2 separate regions of the Homo sapiens genome follow, and region 1 is linked to region 2. Evidence: read pairs that join two places in POLR2A ChIA-PET (ENCODE). Cell type or tissue: GM12878. All regions are shown on one strand. Each heading gives the region's core, and the rest is flanking DNA. Links, peaks and the distances in the headings are about the cores only.

Region 1 (5,376 bases), core at 128-5,127, 99 kb after region 2:
GGGGTAGATAAGGCCTCTTTGGGGTCTCCTATTAGTCTCTGATGGGTTTGTTCTCTCAGGGAGAAGCCAGGAAATTTGAAAGATCTAAACTCCTCTCTATTCCTCCACACTGGAATCAGAGTTTGTGAAGATAAAGGTTCCTTTGCCAAGGCAGTTCCAGTGCTTACATACATGCACTCACACACAGTCCTTCACATTGGAGTGCACTTTCTTTTTGTACTTGACATGATATTGACCTCTAAGAGGGTTAGAGAGCTGGGAGTATGCAACCGCCCAGGCCTGCTTTAGGTATAAAACCTGTCCTTTGATGCAGATAGATTCGAATTCAAAACTTTTCCATTTATGTGTGACCCTGGGCAAGTTAACTATTAATAATGATAGATAATATTTATTGTCAGGCATTGTGTTAAATTATTTCCATGCATTATTTTAGTTGGTTCTTACAGTAATCTTGTCAGTTGTTTGTTCTTACTTCCCATCTTCAGATACAGAAACTGAGGCTCAGAAATTTGCCCTATGTGTACCCAAGTTTGACTCGCTCTGAAGACTGTGTCCTTTTTAATTTTAACTTCAATTTATTAGAGACGGGGCCTCACTCTGGCACCCAGGCTTCAGTGCCATGGCACAGTCATGGCTCACTGCAGCCTTGCACTCCTGGGCTCAAACCATCCTCCTGCCTCAGCCTGCTGAGTAGCTGGGACTACAGGTGCACACCACTGCACCCAGCTAATTATTATTTTGTGTGTGTGTCTAGAGACAAGCTCTCACTATGTTACCCAGGCTGGTCTCAAACTCCTGACCTCAAGTTGATTCTCCTGCCTTGGCCTCCCAAAATGCCCAGCCTGAAGCCCATATTCTTAATCACTCTTCAGTATTAACCTTGGATTGCCTTAATTTCCTCATCCGTAAAATAGGCATAATGTCTGCCTCACAACCTAATTGTGTTACGAGCACTGAATGAATAATGAAAAATATGATGTGGGTAAAAGTGTCTCATGGAGGTAAAGCCCTGACAGATTCTATCAGCAGAATCACTGGGGAGGTGAAAGATGCTCACCTTTGGGTCCCAGGAAAGCAGTCCTTCTCCTGCTCTCCTAGGTTTCTCATGGCATTCAGGGCTCTCTGGTTTCCAGAATCTCAGGGTCTGGCTCTTTTCCTGTCTCCACAGGTGATTTCCATGGTGATGGTGGCTGTGGGTGTCTACGCTCGGCTAATGAAGCATGCAGGTGAGCTGTAGCTCTCCCTCCCTGCCCCCACCTTGTGCCATGCCCCTTTCCCCTCTGCCTCCTTCAGCCTGGCCCTCACACATAAGCTATGGGGCTAAAGGAGGCAGCCTCCCTGGAGCCAAATCTTCATGGTCTACGTAGGTGTCAGACCCCCCCAGGCCAGTGCCCCTGGATTTCCCTGAGCCCCTCTGAGTCTTCCAGGATATGCCTACATTTGAGGCTTAGGAAGTGTGTGAGAAAGAAGGTAGGCCCCTGGGAGCAGAGAGTCATCAAGGGCTTTAGCCCCTCCCTAGCTCTGTCCTGGAGAAACCCAACCACCATTCCTATTTCACCACACAAGTCACCAGGAAACAGAATCTGCAAAGCTGGTGAGCCTAATGCCATTCCAATTCTTTTGCGGAGCGAAAGCAGCCCCTCCTTAAGCCCAGGAATAAAGGCTTTTATTTCTTTAGTTCCTCAAATTAAATGCCACAACCCTTCTGGGCCCTTTTTGGTTCTCCCCATGGGACAGGGGTACTGCCTCCCCTTAACCTTCATCCAACCATAATGGAGATTCCCCCACCAGGGGAAGGAGAACAGTTTGGGGCACCCTCCCACCCCATCCAGGGGTTCCTCAGTGGGCACCAGGCTCAGGCTGAGGGCCGGCTCCTTTTCCAGAAGCAGCCCTAGCCTGCCTGGCAGTGGACCCTGCCATCCTGCTGATCGTGGTGGGTGTCCTCATGTTCCTGCTCACCTTCTGTGGCTGCATTGGGTCCCTCCGCGAGAACATCTGCCTCCTGCAGACGGTGAGTGGTCAAGGCCCCACTGGAAAGACCCTGGCCCTCTCCCCATCATGCCTCTTAGCCTCCCACGGCCCTTTGGTTGCCTTGTCCTACCCTACCCCCAAGCCTGTGCTGTCCACCCCTCAGTGCAGAGCTTAGCCCGGGTGACCCAGCACAGGGTGGCCACCCCCAAGACAGTGTCCCAGAGGCAGCTGCCTTTCTCATGTGTGGGGCATCTGGGAGAATTGCCTGGCAGCTCCCAGCATCCCCTTGGCCCTGGAAGGGGTTGCTGCCATGAGTGGTCCTAGACGCCTCTTCTTCCTGCTGCTCCACAGTTCTCCCTCTGCCTCACCGCTGTGTTCCTGCTGCAGCTGGCCGCTGGGATCCTGGGCTTCGTCTTCTCAGACAAGGTAACACTGGGAGCCAGGAGGCCTCCTCAGGTGTGACCCAGAGGGAGGAAGGAAGGTTCCTGCCCATGTTTAGCCTGGTTAATTAACCACAGCTCCTTCCCCTGAGAAACATCAGTCGTTGAAAAGTTCATTAGGGGTGAATGAATAGCCTGTAAACTCATCATATTTGAAGAGAATTTTAAGATCATAAGGTGCTTTCCTCTGACAGTCTGAGAAGCTAACAGGGAAGTAAATTATACAAACACAAAGTTAAAATAACTTAGAAACTTTAATAGCAAATGACAGAATCAAACTCAATAATCAAGTGGACCACTGACAATATGAAGAGCCTCTTATTTCTTTTAAAAATTGTTTATTGAGATAAACAGAAGGAAGGAAGGGGGAAGAGAACAAGATTTTGTTTTGAGGTTTATTTTTCTTTCTTTCTTTTTTTTTTTTTTTTTGGTTGTTGTTTTTGTTTTTTAAGAGATGGGAGTCTCACTAGGTTGCCAGGCTGGCCTTGAACTCCTGGGCTCAAGTGATCCTCCTGCCTCCATCTCCTAAGTCTCTGGGATTACAGTCATGTGCCACCATGATTGGCTTAATAAAAGGTTTTGAACAATGCTTGCCATATCTGGAAATGGTCTGCCATTCAGTGACAGTCCTTTTTAAGAACCAGAATGTCTTTCCCAAAAGGCAAATGATTGCCAAGGGCAGACTACAAAACTAAGGAAAGAAAATTTGAGAAAAGTAGTGGGGCAGGAAGGAAGAGACTATGGTAGAAAATTATGAAATTGGGCCAGGCGCGGTAGCTCATGCCTGTAATCCCAGCATTTTGGGAGGCTGAGGCGGGCAGATCACTTGAGGCCAGGAGTTCGAGTCCAGCCTGGCCAACATGGCGAATCCCTGTCTCTACTAAAAAACACCAAAAAAATTAGCCAGGTGTCAGGAGGCTGAGGCACAAGAATTGCTTGAACCCAGGAGAAGGAGGTTGCAGTAAGCTGAGATCGCGCCACTACACTCCAGCCTGGGCGACAGTAAAACTGTATCAAGAAAAGAAAAGAGAAAGGGAGAGGGGAGGGGAGGGGAGAAAATTATGAAATCGAGAGCCACTGAGTTAATTCCGAATTTCGTAGTCCTCCTGGCTTACAGTAAGATCCTGAAATGATGTATTAAATAGCTCTGTTTTGAGTCTAAAGAGATGCAATTATCTAGTGTCCACTAGAGGGCAGTGCCTCAGCTCAGTAAGCTACTTTCTGCTAAAAAAATTAAAAATTAGTTTGTTTTTATCAGTCAACAAGTATTTTGTGATAATAGCATTCAGAGATAGATACACATTGGTATATCTTGAAATGTGTCTCTGAAAAGCTTCAACAGCAGGTCCAGCATTTCTCCTGCCCACTGGTACCTGAGGGCCCTGGGATGGGCTTTGGAACTGAACCGGCTATCTTCCACCATTAGGACTCGGTTCTGATTTCAAGGCAGACTCAGTTAAGAAGGATGATCCCTGTCTACTGTTATTTTTGCTGGAAGGAGCAAGTTAGGGATTAGTCCTGTGTTCTGATTCCTTGCCCATGTCTCCGGCAGGCTCGAGGGAAAGTGAGTGAGATCATCAACAATGCCATTGTGCACTACCGAGATGACTTGGATCTGCAGAACCTCATTGATTTTGGCCAGAAAAAGGTATGGGTCAGCCAGTGGTCTGGGGGACTGTGGGTAAAAGTGAATGTCATCCCAAGAGATGCCTCACCCTCTATGCCTGTGGGGCTCTTCATTACCTGCCAGGTAATGGCTTCTGGGAAGGGGTTTGGCAAAAAAGCACACGTAGCAGAGTGCTTTAAATGTACTTTTAAAGACACAGAACAGTATATATAGTAATCTACTGTGTTATAAATGGTTACCTACAGGGGGTGAGGAACTGGGCAGATTCTTGAATATTACCTCTTCAAAAGTGACATTTTAGGCTGGTCCAAAGGGAGTGAGTTATCTCATTTGATTGTTCACAGTCAGCTACAGATCCAACTCCTTGTTCTACTCTTTCCCCCCTTCTCACTGCTGCACTTGACTAGACTAAAAAAAAGAAAATTACATTTAAAAAATTGTGATAAAATTTACATAATGTAAAATTTACCATTTTTAAGCATACAGATCCGTGGCATGAAGTACCTTCAATTGTTGTGCAACCATCACCACCATCTCCAGAACGCTCATCTGCCCCAGATGAAACTCTGTATCCATCAAACACTAACTCCCCATTTCCTCTCTTGAATCTCTGTATCCATCAAACACTAACTCCCCATTTTCCTCTCTTGAAACTCTGTATCCATCAAACACTAACTCCCCATTTTCCTCTCTTGAAACTTTGTATCCATTAAACACTAACTCCCCATTTTCCTCTCCTGAAATTCTGTATCCATTGAACACTAAAGCCCCATTTTCCTCTCCTCCAGCAACCACCATTCTACTTTCTGTCTGTAAATTTGACAACTCTAGGTACCTCAAATGAAGGGACTCACGGTATTAATGCTTTTTTGAGTGGGTTATTTCACTTAGCATGTCTTCAAGTTTCATCTCTGTTTTGGCATGTGCCACAACTGCCTTCCTTTTGAAGGCTGAATAATATTCTGTTGTATGTATATGCCACATTTTGTTTATCCATTCATTCACCAGTGGAGAAAAGGGTTGCTTCCACCGTTCGGCTACTGTGAACAAGGCTGCTATGAATCAAAAGTTAACAATTAGGCCAGGCATGGTAGCTTACATCTGTAATCCCAGCACTTTGGGAGGCCAAGGCAGGCAGATCATTTGAGGTCAGGAGTTTGAGACTAGCCTGGCCAACATGATGAAACCCTGTTTCCACCAAAAATACAAAAATTAGCCGGGTTTGGTGGCGCACACCTGTAGTCCCAGCTACTCAGGAGGCTGAGGTGCGAGAATAGCTTGAATTTGGGAGTTGGAGGTTGCAGTGAGCCAAGATCATGCCATTGCACTCCAGCCTGG
Region 2 (5,376 bases), core at 278-5,277:
AGTCACAATTTTCTCTGGTAGTAACGGGACACTTACAGGATAAAAAGATGTATGCATAAGAATGTTCATCCTAGTGTGGTTTCCCCTAATGAAAAAGTAGAAATATCCTCAATGTCCATCAATAGGCATCTTGATGTCCATCAAGAACTTTAGGATATATGCATGCTTTGGATACTAGACAGCCACTGAAAATCAAGCAGAAATGACTCTCATTAATTTTGTTACATATGGTAATGATATTGGGGCTATATAGGAAAATGTCCTTACTTATTTAGAGGTACAGACAGTCCCCGACATGATTTTTTGACTTTATAGTGGTGCAAAACAGCTACTTGTGGGGGCTGAGGCAGAAGAATCACTTAAGCCAGGGAGGTTGAGACTACAGTGAGCCGAGATCACACCACTGCACTTCAGCCTGGGTGACAGAGTGAGACCCCGTCTCTAAAAAAAAGAAAGAAAGAAAGGAAAAGAAAAACAAAAATCATAAATTGAAAATGCACTTTTTATGTGTGAGATAGGGTCTCACTCTGTCACACAGGCTGGAGTAAAGGAGCGCAATCTCAGCTCACTTCAGCCTCGACCTCCCACGCTCAAGTGATTCTCCTGCCTCAGCCCCTCAAGTGGCGGGGACCACAGGCCTGCACCACCACACCCGGCTAATTTCTTTTTACTTTTGGTAGAGAGGTTTCACCATGTCGCCCAGGCTGGTCTCAAACTCCTGAGCTCAAGCAATCCACCCGCTTTGGCCTCCCAACATGCTGGGATTACAGGTGTGAGCCACTGTACCCGGTCTGCACTTTTGACTTACAATAACTTCAATGTACTATGGTTTTGCATATACTAAAATACTTAGGCACAATGTAGTATAATAAAGAATATATCAAGTCTTCATCCCCCATTCCTGGCACAGTGCTTCAAATGCTCTTGAAATTTTCCAAGTGATGGCAATGCCTTTGTTACAGTAATGAAGTGACTCTGTGCAGACCCCTAGATATCTTCAGGATGAGGTTTGGTGACCAGAAAGACCAACCATGTGTTTAGAAGGTTGGGACTCTGGGCCCCTTGGAACTCTGGTAGGAACTCTAGGAGAGAGAGGAGCTTAAGATGAGTTCAATCATGTGGTCAATTGTTTAATCAATCATGCCTACACTTTGAAACCCCAGCAAAAACTCTGAACACCAAAGTTCAGTGGCTGATCCTAGTTTAACACATTGGTGTGCTGAAATGGTGATGCCCCGTGATTCCAGGAGAGGGCATGGAAACTCTGTCTTCCTCCCAGGCCTCTAACAATTTTTTTTTTTTTTTTGAGATGGAGTCTCACTCCATCACCCAGGCTGGAGTGCAGTGGTGCGATCTCAGCTCACTGCATCTCCACCTCCTGGGTTCAAGCAATTCTCCTGCCTCAGCCTCCCAAGTAGCTGGGATTACAGGTATACACCAACACGCTCAGCTAATTTTTTTATATTTTTAGTAGAGACGGGGTTTCACCACGTTAGCCAAGCTAGTTTCAAACTCCTGACCTCAAGTGATCCACCTGCCTCTGCCTCCCAAAGTGCTATGATTACAGGTGTGAGCCACTGCTCCAGGCCATGTTTTATAATAAAACTTTAATCATAAGTATTATGCTTTCCTGAGTTCTGTGAGTTGTTCTAGCAAATTATCAAGCATGTGGGGACTGTGGGAACCCCTGAGTTTGCAGCCAGTTGGTCAAAAGAGCAAGGGCTTAGGGACATCCCAAAGTGAGGCTGATGTCTGAAATGAGAGCATCTTATAAAAGACTGAGCCCTTAACGCCATGGAGTCTGATACTAACTCTGGGTAAATAACATCAGAATTGGGCTGGGCATGGAGGCACATGCTTATAATCCCAGCACTTTGGGAGGCCAAGGCAGGTGGATCATTTGAGCTCAGGAGTTTGAGACCAGCCTGAGCAACATGGCGAAACCCCATCTCTACAAAAAAAAAAAACAAAAACAAAAAACAAAAATTAGCCAGAAGTGGTGGTGAGCACCTGTGGTCCCAACTACTGGGGAGGCTGAGGTGGGAGGATCACCTGAGCCTGGGAGGCAGAGGTTGAAATGAGCCAAGATCGTGCCACTGCACTCCAGCCTGAACAAGAGCGAGACCCTGTCTCAAAAAAAAAAAAAAAAAGTTGCTGTTTTTTAAATAACCAACAGCCCTTTGAATTGAATTATAGCTCACCTAGTTGGGGTGGAAACAGAACAGGTAAGCTGTTCATCATGTCTATAATTGAGTTTAACATATAAAAACCAAAAAAAAGGTAAAGCAAATATGGCAAAATAATAATGTTATAGGGAATAAATAAATGTGTTTACCATTCTCTCTACTTTTCTATATGTTTGAAGTTTTCCATATTAAAAAAAATTGCTTGATGACTCATGACAGAAAAAAGTAAAAGCTGGAAACAAAATTGTATCAGTTTTTGTTTATTGACACAAAAAGATATCTCAGAAATATTATTGGAAAAGAAACAGGTTATGAATCAGCCTGTTAAAAATGCTTGTTGATACAAAAACATATTTGTATATTGGCAAAGAGAGGGGTTTGGAAGAATAGACAACAAAATGTTAACAATGGTTATCTCTGGTGATGAGATTTTGAATGGTTTATATTTTTTTCTTTTTTTTTTTTCTTTTTTCTTTTTTAAGACAGAGTCTCCCTCTGTCGCCCAGGCTGGAGTTCAGTGGCGCCATCTCAGCTCACTGCCATCTCCACCTCCCAGGTTCAAGCAATTCTCCTGCCTCAGCCTCCCAAGCTGGGATTACAGGTGCTCACCACCACACCCGGCTAATTTTGTATTTTTAGTAGAGATGGGGTTTCACCATGTTGGCCAGGCTGGTCTCGTTCTCCTGACCTCAAGTGATCCACCTGCCTTGGCCTCCCAAAGTGCTGGGATTACAGGCGTGAGCCACTGCGCCCAGCCAGTTTATAGTTTCCTTTTTGTGTTTTTCTTCATAGCACTATCACCACTTGACACATTCCATACTTTTGTTGTTTTAGCTACTCCCTTCATTAAAGTGTAAGTTCCCTGATGAGAAAAGAAAATAGCTTTAATCTGAGGAATGAGAATTCTTTTAAATTATCAGGCGCAGAGAGGCATGAAAATGAAACAATCACGCCCTACTTCCCCATTTTGAACTATGTATTCGTCTCTTGAACTCCTTGCTATTGCCACAAGTAGCTAAAAATTAACTAAAATTAACCTAATAATGCCATACCAGACACCATAACCCACATTCTGTAGCTTAACAGTGTATGGCACTCAATAGTCAATGTTATTTCTATAAACCAATTAGAATTTTTGACAGATAACTTTGTATCGGCCTACTAGGTTTCCCCCTTTTTTGACTTTAAAAACCTGCTATAGTAAAGGCCAAATGGAGCTCATATCCAAGGGTACTTGGGTCTGAGACTTCTGGGCAGCTCTTCTCACTTTGTCTCAAATAAATTCTTTCTGACAGGGTCTTTCTCTGTCACCCAGGCTAGAGTGCAGCAGCGCAATCATGGCTCACTGCAGCCTCCAACTCCTGGACTCAAGTAATACTCCTGCTGAGTAGCTCCTAGCAAGTAGCTGGGACTACAGTTGTGCACCACCATGCCCAGCTACTTTTTAAATTTTTTGTTGTTGTTGTTGAGATGCAGTCTTGTTTTGTTGCCAGGGTTGGTCTTGAATTCCTTGCCTCAAGCGATCCTCCCACTTCAGCCTCCCAAAGTGCTGGGATTACAGGCGTGAGCCACTTTGCCTGGCCTCTAGTAAACTCTTCAAATTGTATTTTGTGTCTCTGCCTCTTTCATTTAGGTCAACAATGCAAACAGAAACTCTGTGTTGGTCACTGCCATATCCCCAGTGCTTTGAACAGTGGCTGGCATATGGTAGACAGAAAATAAATAGTTGTTGAATGCGTTAATAAGGTTCACATCATTTGAATCTTTTTTTTTATAGACAGGTTCTTGCTCTGTTGCCCAGGCTGGAGTGCAGTGGTGGGATCATAGCTCTCACAGCCTCAAACTTCTGGATTCAAGTGATCCTCCCACCTCAGCCTCCCAAGTAGCTGGAACTACAGGCCTGTGCCATTATGCTAATTTTTAAAATTTTTTGTAGAGATAAGATCTCGCTATGTTGCCCAGGCTAGTCTCAAACTCCTGGCCTCAAGTGATCCTCCTGCCTCAACCTCCCAAAATTCCAGGATTACAGGCGTGAGCCATCACGCCCAGCCTGAATTTTTTCTTTATAGTGATTGTTTACATTTATTATAGTTTTTAAAAATTAATTTTTTTTAATTCCAGCACCCATTTCAGAAGGGTCCCTGTACATCCCTGTCATCACATACACAATAACTGGCCAATAGTAATGATCATGTGAAGTAACTTTTGGGCTTCATTGATGAGAACTTGGTCTTTTGGGGTGCCACCAACTTCAATTATCTTGGCGCCAGCTAAGAGTTGCATTATAAGGCCAGACATGACAATGGGAGAGATCCCCAGCTCCAGCTCCATCAATGTGCCTCTGTTAGAGGCTAGAATCACTCTCATCCAATAGAAAGGGTCAACTGAATCTGAAGACATGATACCAAATAGAGGAATCTGGCAGCACACTAAGAAGATAAAGAGGGCAATAGTGGTCCACAGCACTTTCTCCTTAAACTGAATCCTCCTCTCCAGCTTCTAAATTTCCAGCAGGATGACACAGAAGGGCTTGATGACTTGCAGAAATTTGATCACCATGGCGGCGGCTGCTCAGGCTCTGGGTCCCGCCTCGGCTCAGCTCTGCTCCGTGTGAGGCAACGCTGCCCGCAGCCCAGCCTGTTCCACTGCACAGCTAAAGAGAGAGTCTGGCTATGTTGCCCAGGCTAGCCTTGAATGCCTGAGCTCAAGCGATCCTCCTGCCTCAGCCTCTTAAGTAGCTGGGACTACAGGCACAGGCCGCCACACCCAGTGATTACTTACATTCTTAACAAGCATATTTTATCAAAAACAACACAGCTGGAGTTTCCCTGCCCCCCAAAACAATGACACTATAAACTTGAAGTTATAATTGTCAGGGGCCAGTGTTGGCTGAATCTTGGTGGCTGTTTGTGGAGAAAAGGCCACATGGCACCAACCTCTCCTGACTCAACTTCTCCTGACTTACCAGCCCTCAGGGCACATACTCTAGACCAAATTCCTGCAGCTGCACAACCTAAGACAGCCACAAACCCAGCACCAAACACATTTCTTTTCCCTCAATTAAACCCAATTCAGGGTTTGCGTGCTGAGGACAGCATCTGCCTTTGTCTGGCTCTTCAGCTCAGAACCACCCTGAGTCATAGCCAGCATTTCACTGGATTTCAATTGCAAAGCAAATGCAAACTGGTGG

What was found. ChIA-PET counts read pairs that join two places held together with the same protein. Peaks named below come from ENCODE experiments on the same cell type or tissue, not always from the same donor. Only the 100,000 strongest peaks of a DNase experiment are listed, where the experiment ranks them.
Region 1: POLR2A ChIA-PET joins it to region 2 with 10 read pairs; 4 of 35 experiments call an interaction of 5 or more read pairs at or near these places.

What each region holds. Positions count from the first base shown.
Region 1 is chr7:129,160,511-129,165,886 of GRCh38, forward strand. TSPAN33 (tetraspanin 33) reads left to right here. Exons shown (of 8, transcript NM_178562.5): 2 at 1,169-1,226; 3 at 1,884-2,011; 4 at 2,323-2,397; 5 at 3,964-4,059. It also overlaps the pseudogene RNY1P11. Among named protein-coding and RNA genes, the nearest start is that of TSPAN33, 18 kb to the left of the region's middle. In GM12878, for the core only: a CTCF peak has its summit at 3,602 (motif pointing right); no DNase peak of the experiment used is centred there; H3K27ac peaks cover 2,444 bases.
Region 2 is chr7:129,061,718-129,067,093 of GRCh38, forward strand. No RefSeq gene overlaps it. Among named protein-coding and RNA genes, the nearest start is that of TNPO3, 9.3 kb to the left of the region's middle. In GM12878, for the core only: no CTCF peak of the experiment used is centred there; no DNase peak of the experiment used is centred there.